2 separate regions of the Mus musculus genome follow, and region 2 is linked to region 1. Evidence: chromatin contacts called from ENCODE Hi-C or POLR2A ChIA-PET data. All regions are on one chromosome and are shown on one strand. Each heading gives the region's core, a stretch centred on a gene start or an enhancer-like site at or near the end of the contact. The rest is flanking DNA. Distances are from core to core; before and after follow the strand shown.

The links. A loop is a pair of places that touch in the nucleus more often than their neighbours do. ChIA-PET counts read pairs that join two places held with the same protein, here RNA polymerase II (POLR2A).
Region 2: a loop to region 1 is called in a map of CH12.LX, with 1.9 times the contacts of the local background. The contact joins two enhancer-like sites. A Hi-C loop is called at or near these places in 5 of 37 maps with a recorded cell type or tissue (CH12.LX, T-helper 1 cell, gastrocnemius and 1 more). POLR2A ChIA-PET finds 5 or more read pairs at or near these places in 1 of 5 experiments (Patski).

Annotation. Positions count from the first base shown.
Region 1 is chr2:52,891,579-52,899,474 of GRCm38, reverse strand. The region is part of intron 1 of Fmnl2 (formin-like 2); the gene reads right to left. Among named protein-coding and RNA genes, the nearest start is that of Fmnl2, 38 kb to the right of the region's middle. Within about 2 kb of position 4,233, at least 1 of the 3 ENCODE cell types and tissues checked has a DNase peak (open chromatin) inside an H3K27ac peak, as active enhancers do; it is gastrocnemius, where a contact is called at or near this core.
Region 2 is chr2:52,940,512-52,948,407 of GRCm38, reverse strand. The region is part of intron 1 of Fmnl2 (formin-like 2); the gene reads right to left. Among named protein-coding and RNA genes, the nearest start is that of Gm52511, 64 kb to the left of the region's middle. Within about 2 kb of position 4,261, at least 1 of the 3 ENCODE cell types and tissues checked has a DNase peak (open chromatin) inside an H3K27ac peak, as active enhancers do; it is gastrocnemius, where a contact is called at or near this core.

The DNA of each region.
Region 1 (7,896 bases), core at 2,984-5,483:
GAAACGTATAAGAAGTCACTTCATCTGTCTGGGTCAGTGTGGCTACAATATTGCTGTCCTTAACAAAGGATCAGAGACAGACGAATCCCTTGAACCTGTGTTCAGTTTTTACTAACTAAGGATTTCAGTTGCTAGGTCAATACCTGGGCAAAGCTTTCCAAGTGTTGCCCAAGGAAACCAGAGTCTTTCACTCCAACACATTTGTACAACTTCCTACAGCAAATGTTTCATCCACCCAGTCAATGTTCACTGAATGCTTTCTAGGTGTGGGACTCTGCAGGGTACCAGAGACAGAGATGAACTTAGTTCATAGCTAAAATGTAGAGCAGAAGTTAGCCACAACCGTACAGCCAGCTCGAGTAAGGATGAAATCAGAAACTAGAGCCAGGTGTGAGGGTGCACACCTCTAGTCCCAGCATTCAGGAGCCGATGCAGAGGCATTGCTGTGCATGAGGCCAGTCTGGGTTATGTAACAAAATCATGTTTCAAGAAACTGCCGGGCAGTAGGGGCGCACGCCTTTAATCCCAGCACTTGGGAAGCAGAGGCAGGCAGATTTCTGAGTTCAAGACCAGCATAGTCTACAGAGTGAGTTCCAGGACAGCCAGGACTACACAGAGAATCTGGGAGGGCGGGGGGGGGGGGGGGGTGTGAAACCAAAACAAATTAAATACTTAATGTTAATTATTAGCATTAAGTAATTCAACAGGAATGTGCTAAAAAGGAGGCACTAGGAACGGAACGGGTTAAACTCACAAATAGTAACTCATACCTAGACTTTGGAGACAGTGTCTCAATATTTAGCCCAGACAGACTTCAGCCTCATCTCAAGTGATGGGATTACCTACCCATCTCTCATCTTTCTGGTTCTCCTCTAAAATAATTTATCTTCATAGAGTCACTACATTTCCAGCCACACCATTCCAACTGTAGATCTCAATGCCATAAGTACATCATGTAAGACAGACAGGTTCAGATAAGCTCAGGTCCTTCAGCAAATGCTTTACTCCACCTCTAGACCCCCCCCCACATCCACGTGTCTGCCTCGTTATCTGTTTTTAAAGTCAGTTTAAAATGGTCGAGTCAGAAAGCCCAGCAATCCTGCCAAGTGTCTAAGTCTCCCGGGTCCCAGTAGGTTTTCCCCACATTCTCCTGCCGGTGGTACAGCCCTGCCTCGCCCTGGAAGAGAATCCACACACCTGACGCACAACACCCTTCAGACACTACTGCAAAGCTTATTTCAGTTTAGAGACTAAGAAGGAATAACACAAAAGCCCATAAAATATACATATCTCCGAATGTATAAACAACCTAAGGGGTCAAATCCTGGCAGATAACAGAGCAATTTCAATAATCTGATATAACACTTCTCTCAAAAACACTGACCTACGGCTCACCTGTGTGGACAACCCAGATTTCTGAAGGCTGTTAACTGAAACAATACAGCTTGAAAAGAAACTTGTAGGGCCCCCAAGAGCCTTTACCCAGCAGGTAAAGGTTCTTGCCATAAAGGATGATCCCAGGGCCCAACACGGTAAAGGGACCCAATTCACACACACACACACACACACACACACACACACACTAAATCCAACCAAAAAATTTAAACAAGAAATTTGGTTCGCAACAAACCACCATTTTTGAAAGTGACTGCAAATGGATTATGCACGATTCGGTGATGACATGACCAACAAGCCAGCCAGGTGCCATCAGTCACTGTGCCTCACTGGTCCCCAAGTGCCAACGCTGCCTGAACTGGTGCTGACTTCTGATCTCAATGGCCCGTGCCTTATACAAGGACACCCTGCATCTACCTTTAAAATATTCTCAGTCGCTAAAAGCTAATCCCTCCTCACCAGCAGGGCTCAGTAGCAGTTCTACATGAAGGATTTGAAAATGCTCAGAAATACAAACAGCTGCCTTTACCCCCCCTCCCCCCACCAGCATTTATGTGGTATTTGTTTGTTATTTTAAGGCCACTCCCGTCCTTCTGTGGCCATTCCTTCCAGCATCTGGACTTCTCCTAAAGTCACCTGCTTCAAGACACACCTTTTAACACTCTTGAAAAACCCTCGAGAAAACTCATTCCATGAAGACTTTTGCTCATGGCCCACACTTCCTGCTAGCTTGTTAAGATGACGCCAATAATGCTTGTTCATGCAGTAAGCATGTCTACACAGCATTTCCTTCTAAGCTTTTGCTAAATCCACCAACAATGAAACCAGGCAGCAGGCCATGATTACTGTCCCCATTTACTACATATACACAAACTTCTCTGGGCAGAATCCAATGTGATCATTTCTGCATGCTCAGCAAATCACACAAACATTGCTTAACAAATAAGGAAGCAAGAAGCGGATATGGGATGGGTTAAAGACAACCCAAATCCTGACTGTTGATACAGTTCTCAGAAAAGAAATACGAACAAAAGTACATTAAACATTTAAAAAAAATGCATAGTACAAATGTGCAATTGTTTATATCCAAATGGAACCAGCCAAAAGGATGGACAGGGGCTGGTGGAATTCCCAGCAGGTAAATGCTGCTTCGCTGCCAAGCCTAAGAACTGAGTTACAGCCCTGGGACCCTCGTGGTGGAAGAAGATTCAATTCCTGTGAGCTATCCACTGACCTGCACATGTTGTTTCACTGTACACGTGTATACACACACACACACACACACATTTCTGAGCCTGCACTAAGATGTAGATATACCTTCCAGAAGTAACACAAAAACTGCCTGAAAATGAAGTATTAACACTGTTGTTTCATATTTCCATTTCTGGTTAGGAAAAGAGTATATAATGTGGCTATAGCCCCTGAGAAACTGAAATGTATTTATTTATATGAAGTGTCCATGTGGGTATGCACATGCCTGTGCAAGTATGCGTGCCTGTGTGGGTGTGCATTCATGTGTGAGTGTGCATAGATCAGAAGACAATCTTCACTGTGAGTCTCAGGATGCTATTCACCTCCTATGCGACAGGGGCTCTGGCTGACCTGGAGCTCACCAATGAGGCTAAACTAGCCAGCTAGCAAGCCTCAAGGCCCTCCTCACTTACAAACACATGCTACTTTGGTTCTGGGAATCATAATAAGCTGGACGTGAGGTTTTAATGTGCATTTAAATAGCCACATGTGGCTGGTAGTAAGACTAAGGACTGAAGATCAGGCCTTCAAAGACAGACTGGACTACACAGCCAGACCTTCTCTTCCTCCCTCCTCCTCCTCCTCCTCCTCTTCCTCCTTCCTCTCTCTCTCTCTCTCTCTCTCTCTCTCTCTCTCTCTCTCTCTCTCAGGAGAACAAGACTTTATTTAAGTTTGGGGGCTGGGAAGATGAGATGGCTCAGTGGTTAAGAGCACTGGTTGCTCTCTCACAGCACCTTGGTTCAACAGCACCCACATGGCAGCTCATGTTGTCCAATTCCAGGGGCCTTTCATCTGGATTCAGAAAGCACCGATACGTACTACACATACATGAAGGGATGTAATGTCGATTACAGTAATTAATAGGGATCTGTGAATGGTGCCCACAGGAGTCTTCCTCTCTTTTTTTAATGCTTATCTGAGAATTTTAATTCTAACAAGGACCTTCAGCATCTAATGAAGTCTCCCTGCCCCAGGGCAAATAAACAGCAATAGTGAGTTATAAATTGGGGGGGTGGGCATTGTATCCAAGGCCCATTCAGAAATGATAGTGCTTAGAAGCTCAGCAGTGAACTACGTTAAAAAGGAAATTAATAATTGTAAATAGTCCACAATATGCCAGGCACGGTATGAGATCCTTTATAGCCACTGAAATATTTTACCCTCACAATCTCCATGATTCCAACTAAGTGACTCTGGGGCCAGGTGAGGAAGTATGCACCTGTTAGGCCAGCACTTGCAAAGGAGAAAGAGGTGAGAGTATCAGGTCAAGATCACTCTCGGCTACACAGCCACTACTCGGAGGCCAGCCTCAGCTAGACAGTATATAAGTAACTCTAGAGAGTAGAGCCATCAGAATTCTAGCCCAGCTCCAGTACTTCCACACCACACATCACCTCCTCTGAGTTGACCCCCTGTCAGGAGCTGTCACCCTCAGGCTCATGGCTGAAGTGCTTGGGTCCCCAGCCCTCCAAGATTACAGCTTCCAGTGATCTCTGTCTAGGACACTGGAAGTTAACTGGAGCTTAACCAGGCTCAGGCAGCCCCTCCTTTCCAAGAAAGCGATGACAGCTGCCTTTCTTGGCCTTCTTACAGATGTCGCTACCTTTACACTGCCAGAGCCGCCTCTAAGAGGACCGCAGCCAAAAGCAGAGCTTAGCACAGCCAACAGTTGCTGAGTCATCTCTAGTGTCTGGAGGTCACAGTGCAAGGGAGCACCATTCAGGGAGCTCATTGAACTTCTTCATTTCTCAGAACCCTGACTCAAGCTTCTTCCTCAGCCCCTTAAGTCATCTGATCCACCTGATTCCCCAGAAGGAATCTTCCTGACTCAAGAGGATCACTCCTCTCTCCAAAGGGAGGACCATCTTGTGTTTCCTCACCTGGGAGCCTTGGCTAAACACAAAGTAAGATGCTAAGAAAACATACATCAGCAAAAACATTATATAAGAATGCTTAGAAAGCCATGCAGTGGTAGCACACGCCTCAAGAGCCAATGCTCAGTTTTTTCACCCCATTTCTCTGCTTCTTACACATACCTGACAGTGTTTTCCAAATTCACTAATTGCAACTGACACAAGGCCAGCGTTCATTTATCTGCAGTTGTCAAATTATTGTTGGACCAAAAAAGTGTAGTGCTGTAGATCCACATACGTGACATTCATATTCTTTTTGGTAACCAGAACATTGCACAATCCTAACAGTCGTGAAATCTACACTATTTAATCTACTTCAGGTCTACGAGATGGCTCAGCCTGTACAAGTATTTGCCGCAAAAGCCTTGTGACCACAGACCCCTAGGACCCACATGGAAGGAAGGAGAGAACTGACTCCCAAAACACTCCTACCATCACCACATGTGTGCTGTGTCACGCACATATGCACAAACACACACATGTTCCAAATGTAATAAAAATTAATTATACCTCAATAAAGTTATGGAGTCTCCCCCTAAGATAAGCATAACAGATAAATGGCAGGAGCCCAGAATTTCAGCTGTTAAGAAAGCCAAATGGTGGTGTTTCTTTTTTTTCAAGAACTCTTCTCTAAATTCAGTTAAGTCTTCACAAATTGAATCAAGAATCGAAAACAAAAAGAAACGCCAAGATCACCTCCAAGTCATAGATAAGAAAGTCAAGTCTTAGTCATACATTAGAGTCCAGATGATCCACAGAGAAGAGAATATAAAACTAAAATGTGGTAGGGGGGCAGGGGTTAGACTGTCAAAAGACTGAGGAATTCTTCTCGTCGGAATTAAGCTTAGCATGCATTCCCAGTTACCAAATATAAATGGATTGGTTGACATCTTAATTTAGGAGTATCTGCCACATGCCAAATCCTATTCTAAGCACAACTTAATCCTTCTACATAAACTACTGTCTTTAAACAACAGCAAAATTAGGTTTACTGGGGCCTTGCCTAAATCCTTCTGACCATTGCTGTTAGGTGAGCGAGGGCTGGCAACAAAACTAGTTAGCAGGAAGTAATACCCTCAGCTAGAATCGCCTGCCTTCAACATCTAATCACATGCAGGACACAGAACCCCTGTTCTCTCACTGCAAACAGTTACAGCCTCAATCAAAGTGTTCCATCCATGAAATGGTTCCCAACAAGAAACTATTCTTGGGCACTGCAAACAAAACTGTTCTTCAAGGATTAAGTTCACACAGACATAGTATTAAAAATATATGGAAAAAAAAAAACATAGTAACTATATCTCATACCTAGTAACTATAGTTCATATACTAACTATATCTCACAGTGGATCCTGCTTTTTTCTGACGCCATTGAATTGGAACTGTATGTAATACGTCATTGGTATGGCATAGTATTATCTAAATGCTAATGTGTACAATCTTACCCAGTTCTTCCCAATTCTAGCCTTCTGTCCACGCTAACACAAACTCACTAGCGCAACGTATCCACAGAGAATCTCTTCCAGTAACCATACAAGCCATAAGAAACTACCACACTTTTCCACAGCCACAAAATAGGCAGCAACTTTTTTTTTTTTTTTTTTTTTGATTTTTCCAGACAGGGTTTTTCTGTGTAGCCCTGGCTGTCCTGGAACTCACTCTGTAGACCAGGCTGTCCTCGAACTCAGAAATCCGCCTGCCTCTGCCTCCCAAGTACTGGGATTAAAGGCGTGCGCCACCACGCCCAGCTGCCACAACTTCTTTTAAGATACAACCTACAAAACTCTAAATATAAGAATCACCCTTGACGCTCACAGTCAGCTAATGGATGGATCACAGGGCTCCCAATGGAGGAGCTAGAGAAAGTACCCAAGGAGCTAAAGGGATCTGCAACCCTATAGGCGGAACAACATAATGAACTAACCAGTATCCCGGAGCTCTTGACTCTAGCTGCATATGTATCAAAAGATGGCCTAGTCGGCCATCACTGGAAAGAGAGGCCCATTGGACACCCAAACTTTATATGCCCCAGTACAGGGTAACGCCAGGGCCAAAAAGGGGGAGTGGGTGGGTAGGGGAGTGGGGGTGGGTGGGTATGGGGGACTTTTGGTATAGCATTGGAAATGTAAATGAGCTAAATACCTAATAAAAAATGGAAAAAAAAAAAAAAAAAAGAATCACCCTTGACTAACCTGAAGACATTTCTTACCATTTACAAGGACAATAGAGGTTTTTAGGAGAATTTTAGATATGGATCCTCAGACAATCGAGATAACTTTAAATTAGTATTGAAAAGCAAACACATGCCATTAACCCTCATCCCGATGACATGGGTCTAGGGCTGTTTGGGTATCTTATGTTAGATCTATTTTATGTAAAGATACTCAATATTCAAGAATTTTATCAGCCCACTAAAATTAAGTCTCAATGAGATGAGAAGCAGCCACTCTCTTCTCAGATTACTGGAGTACAGGCCTTAAGTACTGGCAATCCACTGACAGGAGCGGCCCCTGCTTCCTGTTATTAAACAGCCAATCTTCTCATTGACCAGTGGAAAGAGAAAAGTACTTTTCGTGAGTCCCAAGGCAGCCACAGAGGTTTTACCAAGGTTAACGTACAAAAGAAGAAGAGTTTGAGGCCTCCATCAAAGCAGTGAGCTAACCATAGGAAATGCTCTCTACTTACGTGCAAAACTTATCCAAAAGTAATTTGATGAGACAAGTTTACCAACATGAGCCCTGTAGTAACATGAATCAAATGCAGTAACGAGCAATGGGCTCTCAGAGAGCCTATATCAAAAAAAAAAAAAAAAAAAAAAAAACCCAACCCACAATTTCCAATTAACCATAAAGAGAATGACTATCAACTCACAGTAGATAAAACTGATCAAAAGTCCCAAAGAAATTTTCATTTCCTGAGTACACTATGACTCACCAATCTGACACATGCTAAATCACACTCCTTCATGGGACACCATGTTTTCCTCCCTGCAGAGTACACTCAGTACTCAACCGCTAGGTGTTATACATGGCAATTACTCCTTACATCTGTATTGATTATTTTCCTTCATAACAGCAAAGTCCTTAGCCTTAGATGGCATTCCCTCCACTAGTTAGACGCTTCTTGTCCCATTTGTGAGCTAGAAATTAATATCAGGCAAGCTAACAATAGGGGCAAAGCACCGAAGGAAAAAAATGTCAGTGTCCTACTGAAAACTGGCACTGCACCTGGGTCATCTCTCACAGTCAATCACGACCTGCCTGTGTTACATGCAGAGTATCAAGGGGTAGATAGGGCAGCACTCTCCCAGAAAGCCCCCAAACAAACAAACAAACAA
Region 2 (7,896 bases), core at 3,012-5,511, 49 kb before region 1:
ACACACACACACACACACACACACAGAGAAACACACACATTCACACACACAATTAAAAATAAATAAATCTTAAAGAATATCTATTTTGAATTATCATGGGAGCAAGATGCTCAACAGATCGATGAAATTATAAGACAGTGTTACTTCTGAAAGCATTTAATTCTTTTATATATATATAAAATCTGTGATGAGGTAAGGGAGCGGGGAAAGGTTGAAATGCTGAGTGACGCATCTTCAGTGAGAGACATGAGGGCAAAAACTAGATCTTCTGGTAAATGAGGTGATGTCCGTACATCCACACCCTGCATGCCTATTCCTGCGTGAGAGAAAGCCCTACAGTCCCCTCCTCACCACGCAGCACTCTGGTGTATTTCCAGAAGACAGAAACAGGGTTCCTCCAGCTCCTATAAAGTCTCACGCAGCAAAATGCCAGGCCACCACAGCAACTTGGTATTCATGACTAAGTTTAAGATACTTTTCTTTCTCAGTCCTAATGACCCAACTCACTACTGTGCTAGTTTGAATTCATGTGTTTAATGTCTGACCCACAGGGAGGGGGTGGCACTATTAGGAGGTGTGGCCTTGTTGGAGGATGTGTGTCACTGTGAGGACAGGGTTTAAGGTCTCCTATACTCAAGCTCTAACCAGGGTGGAATCAAATCTTCTCCTGGCTGCCTGCAGAAGACAGCCTCTCTTCTGCTGCTTGCTGATCGAGATGTTGAACTCTCAGCTCCTCCAGGACCATGTCTACCTGCGGGTTGCCATGCTTCCCTCCATGATGATAATGACTAAACCTCTGAAACGATAAAGCCAGCCCCAGTTAAATGTTTTTCATTATAAGAGTTGCCATGGTCATGGTGCCCCTTCACGGCAATGGAACCCTAACTAAGACACCGTCTCTCTCATTCCTACCTTAATCGCAATAAAAATCTTAAGAGTCTCCACGTTTCAGCCTGATGCTCTAGGAGGCCCTTCATTTCCTTTTCTCTTTTACTGACGCAGAATGCACCATCATTTAATGGGAATTTTTAGCCAATTTTATTTGGCCTCACTCGGTTCTACCAAAATACAGTATGAATCCCACTGAGTATATGGGAAATCTCAACACTCAGGTTTTATGTCATGCATGGTGACAGGTCCTAAGCACAAATGACAGAACAGAAAGCGACGCCAAACTGTAGTTGGAGGAATGCGTCCATATCTTTATTAAAGGTGTATGCAGAGCTTAAATCCCCAAAGCTTGTTCTGACGTCTATCCCACTTGTCTTTAAACAGGGGTATAAGAAAAGCATGAGGGTATATACTTATATACAGACATCTGGGTAAAGAACTCTAACCACATGACCCCAGTGCGCCACAGAGGCATGACACAGTATATACTATAAGGACACCTTCTAGGATGTAGCTCTCATCTGTCTACTTAAGATGTTGACAAATGTTCCAACGTGCCCCGTCTTTAAGCACACCCTCCAGATGCTGAATGCAGAAACCTGTTGGGCGGTACTAAGCATGTGTTTGTGGGTGTGAAAAACAAGACTTCAGGTGCCCAGAGGGGCGGACCTGGGGATTAGAATCAAATTAACGCTAAGCCTGCAGCTGGGCTGACCAAAGAATTCCCACCCAAGTCCAGGCCCAGGATTCTGAATAAGCAGCTTATTCCTACCCAAAACAGCATAAATAATTAAAGGGGCTCAGCCTGTCTGCCTTGATAGCCAATAACAAAACTCATCCCTCAAAGCCAACTCCAAGCCATCTGGGGCAGGTAGGAGGTGGCGCAGTTAATAAGCACTCCATTGTTCTGCCTGGGGTTTTCAGACGGCGGAAAGATGCTGAAGATGCAGCAAGCCCCAGTCAGCACAGTACTAGCTAAACGTTTCAGAATAAAGTAAAATCGAGGGCCAGCAAGGATCCGGATTATGCCAAAGCGGAGGAAGTACTAGAATTTCTATTACCAGATGAAATCCATGGGATCAAATGTCTAATTCTCATAATATACCTAGCTTGGTTCGAAAGGATTAAAATCTCAAATTCTGATTTGGCTGCAACCAGAAACATGAGTCCCCAAACATGCACTCTTCAAAGGGCCACCAGATCCTACACACTCCTAGGGCCTCTGTCCACCCACACCCACTGGCATTTGCACATCAGAGGCTCGCCTGATCTCCTGTGGAAATTCACTGGCCTTTTCCTGCTTTCTGGCTACAGATTTCAGACTGTAGGAAGCTTGGGTATCTCTTTGTTGTTCTAGGTCAGGGTGGTTTTTGGAAAATGGCTTCTGTGCTAATTAGCTATCTTCCAACAGCTTGAAGGGGCTCTAAAAAGCCCAATGGTGTAATTTCAATCACATTCCCTACAACCGGGCTTGTCCTTCATCCGCCAGTGCCCCCTCATAAATGTCCTTCTGTTTCTAATCAAAATGAGCTTTCTCCTTTCGTGACAGTAATAGGACCCATTTCCTCTATCATGTCAGGATGAGCACACTGCTGATCTTGCCCTGGAGATTTTTCAAAGCTAACGGAAAGTAGGGTGGGCCTAAAATTTTCTCCAGACTACATCAGGCTAATTCCCTCATATCGATGTCTACACTGATTCTTCATAAGAAGGGAGACAGGCTAGGGGAAGGACTAGAAGCCAACAATAGTGAGAGGGTGAGATGCTGACTTACACCTTTCACCCTGAGCACTGCTAGTGGGCAACCCAGGTTGTCTTCAAGGACCCTCAGGCTGTTACTGTCTCCACTGCTTTTCTTCTTTTCTCCTCCTCCTCCTCCTCCTCCTCCTCCTTCTCCTCTCTCTCTCTCTCTCTCTCTCTCTCTCTCTCTCTCTCTCTCTCTCTCTCTCTCTCTCACACACACACACACACACAGCCATGCTCAGACCAGAAGCACTCATCTCCATGGTTTGTCTCTGACTTCACTTCCTTCAGCATGCGGCCATAAGAGCTTAAGTCACAGGATGGAATGAGACTTCTCTTTCTCAAACTTAGCCTGGTGCTAAGAAGAGAAGGCACTGTGGGTTTATTTTCTACCCTCCAGAAGAGGAGTTACATCTATTTCTCCAACCACCTTTAGGTATTCACCCTGTGCGTTTGAGTATGTATGTATGCATGCATGTATGTATATATGTGTGTATATGTATATATATGTGTGTGTGTGTGTATGTGTGTGTGTGTGTATATGTATATATGACATCTTCTATAAAGTGACTTGCCACAAACAAGGATAAATCATTTCCTTAAGACAAGTGGTATCCTCTGTATTGTGATCCAGACACATCCAAGCAGCTCAGAAAGCCATGAATTAGACAGCAGATGATAAAGATACACTATTCCTGCAGGGTTTTTGGTTTTGTTTTTTCTGATTCCCTGTCTGATGGCATACTCCCTTTGTCCCAGTGTCCTGTCCTTGGATACAAACATTTAAAAATGAGCTCTCAGGATAGAGGACTACATGACTGGCCATTTGTTGAGCACCTATTAATAACGTCCAAGAACAGGAAATAATAGTAATTTTTAAATTACCAGGCTGTGATAGACTGTATAAGATCTCTTCCTCAGGCCTCATGCTATGCTAGCAGGTCTGATTAGATAAGATCTGCCCTTGCACAGTACAGCAGAGGCATAACTCAAAGCTGCCTGACTGTGAAGCCCATGCCCTTGTCTGCTAGGCAGCCTGAAAACTCCTTTAAAGGCCAGATCGAAGCGAAGAGATCCTGTCAGTTTCTCCTGTATCATACGCTGTTAGAACTCAACTCTAACACTATTGTGGAACACAGCCAGTGTCACGACACTCATCTTCTTTTTGTTTTTTGTTTTTTGTTTTTTGTTTTTGTTTTTGTTTTTGTTTTTGTTTTTGTTTTTGTTTTTTGAGACAGGGTTTCTCTGTATAGCCCTAGCTGTCCTGGAACTCACTTCGTAGACCAGGTTGGCCTCGAACTCAGAAATCTGCCTGCCTCTGCCTCCCGAGCGCTGAAATTAAAGGCGTGCACCACCACGCCCGGCTCACAACACTCATCTTTAAAATTTGTTACAGTCCCAAAGAAAGCTACACTCTAAACTGGAAGCCCTCTTCGATATTTAATCTGCAGAAGGGACGACCACAAAGTTAAATTTACCCATAACATATGACAAAAGGTCCACCAGCAATGGCTGGGAAGTTTATCTTCAGAAGAAACTTGCCTTCCTCTGGGCTAAAGGTCATGCAAGGTACAAATTTAGAGCTTTTGACACAGCCATCTGCTGAAGCATCTGGAGACAAAGGGAGGAGACAGGAAAGGAACAAGAGGCAGCCAAATCCCTCAGATTGATCTCTCTCTCTCTCTCTCTCTCTCTCTCTCTCTCTTGTGTGTGTGTGTGTGTGTGTGTGTGTGTGTGTGTGTGTTCTGGTGTATCTTTAAAACAATACTGAAGGATAGGATGGGTGTATCTGATCAAGAAAGCTGCCGTAATTCTCACAATGCTTCCACTCCACTTTAAAATATTGCAAAATCAGAATGATTACATCATGATGTCAGGCTTTAACATGCTCAGTGGATGCAGGCAGTGTGAGAGCAAACTGGGAATGAAAACTGAGTCATCTGAGATTTCAGAAAGTCCCAGTTCACGAAGAGCGAGCACTTTCAATATGTGGGCTCCCTTTTCCTCTTACACGGACGTTAGCCAAATGCCAGCAACAGGGAGAAAGCACAGTCCATAAAGTGTTACATGCATATCAATACACAGAAAGCAGAGAAGGAGACTCATTCTCAAATTACTCAGGACACTCATATTTAATCCTTAGTTTCATGCAATAATAAATAATACAAAATTAGAACCCTTGAATAAAAAAAAAAGGAAAGGAAAGGAAATGTTGTATTTAATGTTGAAGTCACTGAGGTTCAAAATTAAGGAATTAAAAAGCATGCAGTTCCTCTGCCATAGCAGCTAGGATAGAGCACATGTATCTCATACGATGGTCCAAAGAATAGTCATCACTCTCCACCGGCCAAAGCTAAGCCTATTGGGTCACCTGTGTGCATGCAGCAGGATGGTAGACAAAACACATTTTCCATTTTGGGTTAGGTCGGTAAGGGATCCTAGAGTAACTCTACAGTGCTTACCGATCTTCCCAGACAAACCCTACAACAGCCCACAAGCCCTATAAAGTAAGGGTTATTTTCTCCACTTCTTGAGGAAACCAGAAAAACACTAACATTCAAGGAGAATGATTTAAGACAGCAGTTCCGAAAGGCAACTGCTTTTTCCTTCATGTAACAAAGAAAATAAAAATAGACTTTCGAATGACTGTTATTTCCCCTAGTCTTACAAACAGCACGCTGAGCATTTCTGTAGTTATTAGAGAGGCAAGCTCAGGCTCTTTACCCAAGGAGCCATCTCCTTTCCCAGAATACAGCTTTGAAATCACCGGGACAAGAAACATACGACACAAGAAACCAAATGTTTCTAAAAGGAGAAGAAAACTATTGCTGAACCTTAAGAAGCAGTTAGACAAGCCGGGCAGTGGTGGCGCACGCCTTTAATCCCAGCACTTGGGAGGCAGAGGCAGGCAGATTTCTGAGTTCGAGGCCAGCCTGGTCTACAAAGTGAGTTCCAGGACAGCCAGGGCTATACAGAGAAACCCTGTCTTGAAAAATAAAAACAACAACAAAGAAGCAGTTAGACATAGCTCTGTGATCCTCTAAACTTCAAATTAAACCCACACTATGTTAGGACAGCTGGGCCCTTTATTTCCATAGTAAGTTTATATATAACTTATTATACAATGTGACCTACTTACTTGGTCTGTTCTTCACTGCCACAACTAGTTCACCATTGCCTTCCACAACACAACATATAGAATCCTACACACAGCCATCACTTAAAACATTTTTGGAGTGACTTTGATCCACTAGTGTTCTAGCTTGCCTTCTGTGATGTGATAAACACCATGGCCAAAAGCAACTTGGGAAGGAGAAGGGCTTTTCCGCTTACAGGTTACAGTACATTATTGAGAGAAGGTAGGACAGGAGCTTGAGAAACCAATGGAATCTTGTTCCCAGGTTCACATCCAGGGACATTTCTTACACAGCCCAGACCCACTTGCCTAGAGATGGTGCGACCCAGAGTGGGCTGTTCCCCCCACCCCCGCAGCAATTAGCAATCAAGAAAATGGCCCCACAAGCCAATCTGATGGCAGCAATCCCTCAGGTGAAGTTCTCTCTGCCTAGGAGTAGCAAGCTGATAGCCAATGTTAGTCACTACAATGGCAAACCGCTCCCTAAATTTAACCAAAGCTGGCTCTAAAGAGAAGCATGAATATTCTCATTGACTGTTATCACTATTGCTTCTTAAAAGGGAAATTTAATAACATCCAGGATCCTTTTAAGAAAAGGACAGAAAAAGAAACGGTTTCCCTTATATATTCATAAGTTAAAAGGGTAAGGCGCATGAAGCAACACATTGGGTGTGATCTCATTTTGTCTTCTTTCAAAAGTGGTGTCTGCCCTGGAAATGGGACCAGAATCTATGAGAAGTAAGTGGATGAGATTGCACAAACTGTAACCCAAGCATCGGCCACATAGCCGACAGGAACCCTGCACAGAAAATTCTGGAAATTTCCAAACAAAAAGCTAAACTTCAAGAGATACTTTAATAACACTGGGGAAAGAAACTAGTTTGAAGAGGAAGTAGTCTCAGTACCTTTTGAAGCCCTTTCACATCACATGTTATTTTGAAAGTTTGGAAACTTCGTCTCCAATATAAGATATTTTGTTGCTGCTTTTTTTTTTTTTTTTAAGAAAACAATTATAGAAAGAGAAACTTTCAAGAAGTAACTTTTCGGCCAGGCAGTAGTGGCGCAAGCCTTTAATCCCAGCACTTGGGAGGCAGAGGCAGGTGGATTTCCAGAAACCCTGTCTCAAAAAAACAAAAACAAACAAGCAAAAAAACCCAAAAAACAAACAAAAAAAACCAACAACAACAAAAATAAAAACCAAGAATATAACTTTTCTCTGCTCTTCCTGCCATCTGACTCCCTAGTTCTCCACAGTACCTTTTAGGAGAGAGAGGCTAGAGTGCCAGTTCTCTTTGTGCTTGTTTTAGGGACTGCTGTCAATCATTTCTAGTTCCCAACCACCTGGCCAAAGCAGGAGAAATAAAGCAGGTGGATACAATCCTTGCCTAGCACAGGTAAGCGGAGGGCTGTAATTCAAAACTCCAGGCTTGCTATCACTAAGGACCTGGTAGGGCAGAGACTGGAAGGCAAAGCAGGAGGCATGCCTGTGTGCCTGATGGTTTATTTCCTCAGATGTATCAGTTGTGCTTAAAAGGACTGCTATTACAAATTCCTTCTAGGTTTCGTTCCTTTTTTAAAGATCATATATAAAGAAGGCACTGGATCCCACTACAGATGGTTGTGAGCCACCATGTGGTTTCTGGGAATTGAAGTCAGGACGTCTGGAAGAGCAGTCAGTGCTCTCAGCCGCTGAGCCATATCTCCAGCCCTCCTTCTAGGCTTCTTAAAAACCATTATCTGGCATGAACAGGTGATGGACTTGACCTTAAAGTATACATTCTTATGGTAGCTCAATTTAAAATCAGGAATTAGATATGAAAAACTTTTCTAAAACTATCCATTTTAAGTAAAATGCATTGTTGCTTTTTTAGGCCTCTTTGTATTTATGGTGTAGAAATACACCCTCATTTCAGTTGTCCATCTGGTCTTTACTAATTAAACCAGAAACACTATTTTCACCTATGATCAAAAGAAAACATTTTGGATCAAAGGTCAGTGATTAGACTTCCTGTGACTTGATGGAGATAAATTTAAAATCATACACAAAAACAGTTTTTGACCATCAAGAGTTAATGGTCACACTGTGTCTGCCTTGGAGCTAGGCACCTCCAGTGTGTGATCCCAAC